Regions from separate parts of the Homo sapiens genome. Here region 1 is linked to region 2. A link is a contact called in ENCODE Hi-C data. All regions are on one chromosome and are shown on one strand. The core of a region is the stretch at or near the end of the contact, and the rest is flanking DNA. Distances in the headings are between cores, read along the strand shown. Region 1 holds the start of TBX5 (T-box transcription factor 5). Region 2 holds the start of LHX5-AS1 (LHX5 antisense RNA 1).

Region 1 (3,432 bases), core at 197-2,696, 930 kb after region 2:
GTCACTGGGTGCCCGCCACCAGCGCTCTGATGCCGGGCGGGGGATGGCGGGCATTTTGTGGAGTGACCAGGCCGAAAGGGGTTTCTCTGAACTTCAGCCAGGCCTGGCCTGCTAAAACTGCAGGCTCAGGCTCAGGATTGGCGAGGACAAAATCATTCTCGGATAAGTCCTAGGCTGGAGACATTGAATCTGCAGCCCGGGTCCCCGCAATGCATAGAACGGCCCGGGTTTGCAGGCGTATGAGCTTAGAACACACAAAATAACTGCCGCAGAGCTGTTCAAGCCCGATGAGCCTGTCTCCTGCTCTCTGATCTCCTTCCAATCTCTTCTATACGCAAGTAGGAATTCCCCCTAGAACGGGAAGACTTTGGGAAGCGGGCACAAGCGATGGTCCCCCAAAACCTCAGCAGCTGCTTAAGCAAGCGGCCAGATCCCACCCTGACCTGCTGTGGCCAGAGATCTAGAAATGGGGCCGAGGAGAAGGACAGCTTCTGAGGCCTGACTTGCAAGCAGCTTTCTTCGCCTCGTTCTCGGGGCTTCAGGGAGGCGGCGACTGGAGCCCCGCTGCCTACTCACAACAAAAGAAAGCAGGGCTGGCGCCCCTACACGCGCTCCCATTCACTGCCGGCCGCGGGGAGAATCCTACCCCGCGCCCTCGCCAGGGTCCCGGGGAGCTCTGGGCTGGCGGAGGCGAACAAGATGCGGTTTGACAGAACCAGGCCGTGCTTCTGCAAACCTCAATGCCGCTCCGCCAGCCGCGGCGGCCTCCCAGACTCCATTTGCCGGGGAGCTCCGAGCCGCGCAAAATCTCTGCAAGCTGTGCTCTGCAGAATGCAAAGCCGGGCTGGAATCCGCCATTCCCGCCGCCCCAGCCGACTCGGCCGACGAGCTCCCTCCTGAGCCTCCCGGGCCATCTGCCGGGACGGTTACCTCGTTCGGTGAAGCCGGTGCATTCACCACATCCTCTGCTGCTCCTAGCAGGGAAGCCGGCGGTGAGGCGGGGGAGCAGGCATGGTGGCTCCGGGGTTTATGCGGGGTTTACTGCTTACCCAGAATAGCGGCTACTGCTGCCTACTAGGGCGCACCTACCGCTGGAGCCTCCGCGGCGACTGCCCACCTCCAACACACACCTCCTCTGCTGTGCGCTTGCTCTCCCTAAATACTTCCCAGTTGGCAAGCGCCAAAGAACACAAAATAGCCTCCAAGAGCACCGGCAACCATATAATCTCAGTGCCCCGCTCCTCCTTTACACCCCCAGGGAGGGAAAGTTGGAAGCCCAGTGAATGGTCGAAGTCCTTTCTGAGCGCAGCTTTCAGGATTAAAGTTCCCGGATTCGAGGTAAGAGTCAGTCTCTCTCACTCTCTCTCCCTCTCTCTCTCTCTCTGAAATACAAGCCAACTCAGCTGAGCACAGTGACGTTGGGTTGCCTCGATGCTCACAAAGTACTGAAATCGCCTATCCAACTAGCTCCCACTGCACTCTGTCGCCCTCCCCCTTCTCTCTCCCTCCCACCCTCCCGTCCTCCCTTCCCCCCACCCCAAATTTCCACTAGATTTCCCGAACACTCAAATCACAATACGACTCTCAACACAGACCTGCAATAACTCCCTCCTCTCTACCCCTTTCCCAACCTCCATCCATCTCTGCTTCTCTGAGCAAGCGGTGGCTGCAAAAACTCCTGCACAAATCATTTCAAACGCGGTCGGCTTCTAATCGGGAAGTAATCTCAGTGACGCTGGCGGTGCAGAGAACCGAGTCTGGACGCACACACACAAACACACCGCGGGCCTCCGCAGCCTTGCAGACATTCTCTCCAACGCTGACCTCGAGAAGGAGAGCTGCCTGACCCCGCCTGGCCGGCGCTCGCCTTCCTGACATCTCCCCTCCACCCCCTACTCATCACCCCTACTCTCAACGACTCTGGGGTGAAGGCAGGGTGAAGGTGCATTGGGATGGGGGCCGAGATCAAAGATGCTAAGAAATCGCTGCGGGCCCTCACCCCCCACCCAGTGGGGCCACCAGACGTCCCCTGCTCCAGGTGTACACAAGGCAGTGCCCAGTTTTATTAAAATAATCAAACAGTCACTGGGGACTGGCTAGGGTTTTCATCTCCACTGGTCTCCTCTCCTTGCCCTTTCCCTCTCTGAGATGTATTTTTTTTTTTTAGGGTGAGTTGAAGAGGTCAATAAAAGCACAAACACAGTCAGTAGGTCTCAGTCTGAGCAGACCCAGATTGGGACACCGAATATTGGTGCTTGGAGTAAATGTCAGGAGTCCTGTTCTGTTTCCCATCCTTACCTCCTGTACCCCCATCATACTGATTTTTCTAGGGTTCTGATAAGAGACTTGGGCCTGCAAGTCAAGGTCTGGAGAAAGGGATGGAGGGAGGAGAAATGCCCCGAGGTCAGCAGCTGTGTAACCCTCTGTGACTGCTCTGCTAAAATCCCAGGCCAGGCCATTGCTGCAAAATGCCAAAGTGGAGAATCTCCAACCCTGAATGTGGGGCAACCGGGGAGAAAGCCAGCCCTCCTTTGCTATGGTGCTCACTCCACCTTCCAGGTTTGTTTGCAAACAGATATTTTCCCTTTGCCCAGGCGATGTATTTATTTGTGAAAACACCCTCACCCTCCAAGTCAGCTTGGAGGCCTTTAGGCTTGCTGGCAAGGCGACCCTAGGCCGAAGACACGAAAAACAAACATGGCATCGGAAGAAGGCTGAACCGCTACATCTCCAGTAGAGGGAAAGGGAAATCCAGAAAGACCTTCCCAATCCCTTTAAGTTCTCAGAGATTTGGGGATAAAATTAATTCCCATAAATAATCTTCAGGCCCCTCCAGAGAGGAAAAATCTGGACTCTCCCAGGTAATAGCCCAGCCAGATTTGCTTAGCTCATTGAGCACAGATGGTCTGGGCCACCAAGCAAAATAGGGATTTTCAAACCTTTCGAGAGAATCCATTCTTGCCAGGTGACACACGAAGCCATTCTTATTTCGTTCATGAGAAGTAGCAGCACAGCAAGAGAAGATTCAGCAAGACTAAGACGGGGTGAAAAGCCAAGGAGGGCCAAGTGCAAAGAGAAACCTATTTCCCCCCTCAGTCCTCCAGGGTGAAACTCACCTCCAACTATCCCACCTCTTCTTTGGAGCGCAAAAGCCAGGAGTGCGCCTCGCTGGAGAGCAGGGCTCAGGTGAAGACTTTGAAAAGGACCACCAAAAGAGACCTCTTTAGGCCAGGTCTTCTTCCAACGTCTGTCAAGAAGAGCACGTACCTCCCAGCTCAAGGTTGGTTTGTGGTCTCCGACAAATTAAATATTACTGTTTATTACCAGGCATACCCCAGTAAAATAAAGAGGCAACCAGGCGATAGCGACTATCTCACCAGCCGCTGCACCTATAGGACTTGGAGACGTCACGAGTCACGCAACCGGCCCGCG
Region 2 (3,392 bases), core at 722-3,221:
GGCAGGCAGCAGGGGAATGTGAATAGAGGACAATCATAGATCCTGCAAGGCCAGGACAGGAATCTCTCAAATCCCCGCTTTCCCGCGTTCCTGATCTCATTCCTTTTCTTTCTTCTTTGAGCTCAGGGAGAAAGCCAGCCTCCCCCGAAATAGGAGATGGGTGAGGCTCAGGTTGGGGGTGGGGTGGGGGAGGACCCAGGACTCTAGGGACCCCACATCTACTCACACCCATGTCTCTAAACAGGGCGAATTTGGGTGACATTGATGTAGTGAGGGCATTAGAAGCCATAAGTCACTTTTGGCCTTATCCGGCAGCGTAATTGGCCATATGCACCTTATCAAAAATCATTAGGCACTTTGCAAGCACTGCTACATTAGGGGCATCGGGCCTCCGGGTCCAGGGAGTTAACACGTGTAAAGGAGCGGCTGACATTTTCTCCCATTCAAATTCTCAGTGCGGAGTCGCTGGGGCCGGCAGGCTGCCTTTCTCTGTGGCGTGATTCACGCCCCCATTCCTCAGCGCGGGGAATTCCTGTTCACAAAGCCGGCTCTGGGTGCCCAGAGGAAACAGGTAGGGCTCAGCTGCCCCAAACTCCAGTGGCTTCCAGGCTGGGGAAACTGAGGCCCAGAGAGGTGATCTGCCCTGGCCAGCCACAGGGCCCACAGGGGTAGGGGGGCTGGGGAGGTGCCACAGCCCAGTCTAGACCCCAGAGGTCCTGATTCTCAGCCTCGATTTCGTTTCTACTTTTCAACATGGGAGGAAATGTTTAAGGGGTTGGGAGGTGGGTGGGGGAGGTTCTCTCCTCCCATCACCAGGGGAGACCTTCCTCGCTGGGCCCCCTCTGGAGCTGAGAAGTTTCTGTTTGGGATTGCGGCCGATGGGCTCACACATTCTGCCTGGAGCGAGAAGCCTTCAGGCGTCTCTAACTCATGCAAAAATCCTTCCTCTCTCTCGGGACGGGGCTTGAAGCTTCTGTCTTGGGGTTGCAGCTGCTTGGAAGGGGCGGAGAGGAGTGGATAGCAAGTTTGTCAGGGCTTCCTCCCTCTGCCCCGCCAGCGCTCTGAGCCGGCCTCGAGCCAACGTGAGGCAGCGAAGCAGCGTCCTTCTTCCTCCGCCTGGGCTCGGGACCTTTCCTGGACCAAGGACAGGAGGAGAGCAAAGTGCTGCCCGCTCCCCATCTAAGCTTGTGATCCGGGGAGGCTGGGATGGGGATGGGGGTATCCCCTTCCCCAGCGCCCCAGTGGAGCGCGCGCAGGGTGGGCGCGCAGGCAGCAGAGCGGCGCGGCCTCTTACCTGAAAAAGTCATTTTTGCAGTAGAGCTTGCCCTCGCGCGAGAAGCACTTCTCCGAGAGGTTGGTTTTGCACTCGCAGCACTGAACACATTTGATGTGCCACGCGCGGTCCAGCACGTTCAGCAGAAAGCGGTCGAGGATGGGCCGCTCGCAACCGGCGCAGTGCACCATCATAGCCCCGCGCCCCGGCGGCTTCGGCCGCCTTGCCCTCCCTTTGGGCCCCTGGCCCTCGGGCCTGCCGGGCCCTCCGCTGCCCTTCGCCTCTTGTCTCAGCAGCTGCAGGGCGAGTCTGGTCCGGACCAAGACTCAGCCGGTCCAGTCCTTGGGCAATCTCTGGCCTGGCGCTGGGCTGCCCGGAGTGGGGTGGTGGGGGGCGGGTGGCGTTCACAACCTCATGCCACGGGCCGCACGCCCCGGCGCCTGTTCCGGGCTTCCCCAGGTATCTCGGGTGGCTGCTGGCCTCGGCGCTGCGGAGCGGCTTTCCCCGGTGGCGGAGGCGCCGGCACTTTCCCCCACTTTCAAGCGGTCCGGATCCTCATCTTTGTCTGGTCGCCGCGTAATTCGCGCATCCTTATTCAGATTTGGTGACGTGGCGCTGCACGTAGGGGGCCCAGCGGCCAATGGGCGCACCGTGGCCATGGCAACCTCTTAAATTTATAGCATATCTAAATTGGCTACAGCGTTGCTGTCCGGACAGAGCAAAAAAAACAAGGCATCAGTATTGTTGAGTATTAGCTTGTACCTGGTTCGGAGGCTAAGTAAGTATTTACCTTCCAGTTTGGGGCTGACGGGGCGGGGGCAGCGCGAAACGAAAATTGCGTCTCTCTTCCTCTCTCTTTCTCCTCACAAATATTTGGGGGTCACGGGTTCCAAGGCCTAGTCCGGGAGGTACCCCTGCCCCCTTCGCCATCCCTGGAACTTGCAGAAGTTGCCCCACGCCCCACACTTCGCTCCCCTTCTCCAGCCCAGCCAGCCCAGATTGGATTCCCCCACCCCCGCGCCCCCTCTGCGCCCTGAAGCTGCGTCAGCGCGGTTCTCCCGGCTCCTGGAGCCGGCCCCGGCTTCTTTTTGTCATACACGGGGCTGGGGCCCAGCCGGGCCTTTCTCATGGAGAGAGCTAGTGGAGACCGCGCGGCCTGGGTAGTTTTCCCCGCCCGGCCGCCGAGCCCAGGCCCAGGCCCAGGGTGGGGAGGCGGGGGAGCAGGAGGGGTGCCATTTGGCCTGGTCCCGAACTCCAGAGTTTCAGGCCTGAGTGCGCTGCTCACGGGGCTCTGAGGGAGATGTGGACAGGGGGAGATTCAGGGTGGACGGGTCTTCCCGCAGACAGCTCGGAGGTGGCACTCACCACGTCTCTCCTTTCCTCGCTGCACCTTCCAGATTCCAGGTCAGCCTATGGGGCACTGTGGTGAGTGGGTCGTACGGCTGAGGCGGGGGACACCAGCGACTATGAGAGCGCTGTTTGTATTCACGCCGTGCGGGCTGGGTGTGCAAGTTCGTCCCCTCATTGGGCGCAGGAGAAGCGGCGCACGTATGTTCCGTGCTCGGCAGGGCGCCCAGAGTGTGAGGAGAGAGAGTGTGTGTGTGTTAAGGGGGAGGGGGGATGTTGGCAGGTGTGCGTGAGGAGGGGGTGTGTGGGTCTGAGTAGGAGAAGGGACCAGGCCTCCTTTCCCCTGGGGCCAGCGTGGCCACCAGGGATCCTAGTTGGGGAAGCCGGGAATGGGCAACCAGGATTTGCCTTTCGCTTCTGGAAAGGGGGCTGAGGGAGTAGGGCCTGGGACCAAGGGCTGGAGCTGGAGGGGTTTGTGCCAGCACTTGGCTGTGAATGTTTGTTTGGGTGTGTTTCCTGAGCTTGTTAGTGTATACTCGCTGTTTGAGAATTCCATTTTTGCATCTGTTTATTGTGTTAGTACCATCAATCCTGTGAGTAAATTTCTGCGTGTGCGTTTTCGTGTGTGCAGATTCGTGTGTTTGTAATTGTGTATGGTCCTGCTAATGTTTGTGTTTATCACTGTGTGCACTTTTATTTTTGTTGGTCTGTGCCTATGTGTGTTTGCTTATTTGAGGATGCATAAATGTGAGGGTGTTTTCATGTGTACGTG

What was found. A loop is a pair of places that touch in the nucleus more often than their neighbours do. Pooled maps may share reads with other maps.
Region 1: a loop to region 2 is called in a map of naive thymus-derived CD4-positive, alpha-beta T cell, with 13 times the contacts of the local background. The contact joins the promoter of TBX5 here to the promoter of LHX5-AS1 in region 2. A Hi-C loop is called at or near these places in 1 of 168 maps with a recorded cell type or tissue (naive thymus-derived CD4-positive, alpha-beta T cell), 22 of 37 single-sample maps with no recorded cell type and 14 of 50 pooled maps.

What each region holds. Positions count from the first base shown.
Region 1 is chr12:114,404,698-114,408,129 of GRCh38, forward strand. TBX5 (T-box transcription factor 5) reads right to left here and starts at 1,447. Exons shown (of 9, transcript NM_181486.4): 1 at 931-1,447. RefSeq lists enhancers at 649-1,335, 1,374-1,874.
Region 2 is chr12:113,470,032-113,473,423 of GRCh38, forward strand. LHX5-AS1 (LHX5 antisense RNA 1) reads left to right here and starts at 1,972. Exons shown (of 2, transcript NR_126425.1): 1 at 1,972-2,051. It overlaps LHX5 (LIM homeobox 5), which reads right to left and starts at 1,840. Exons shown (of 5, transcript NM_022363.3): 1 at 1,295-1,840. The coding sequence starts at 1,467. RefSeq lists an enhancer at 922-1,722.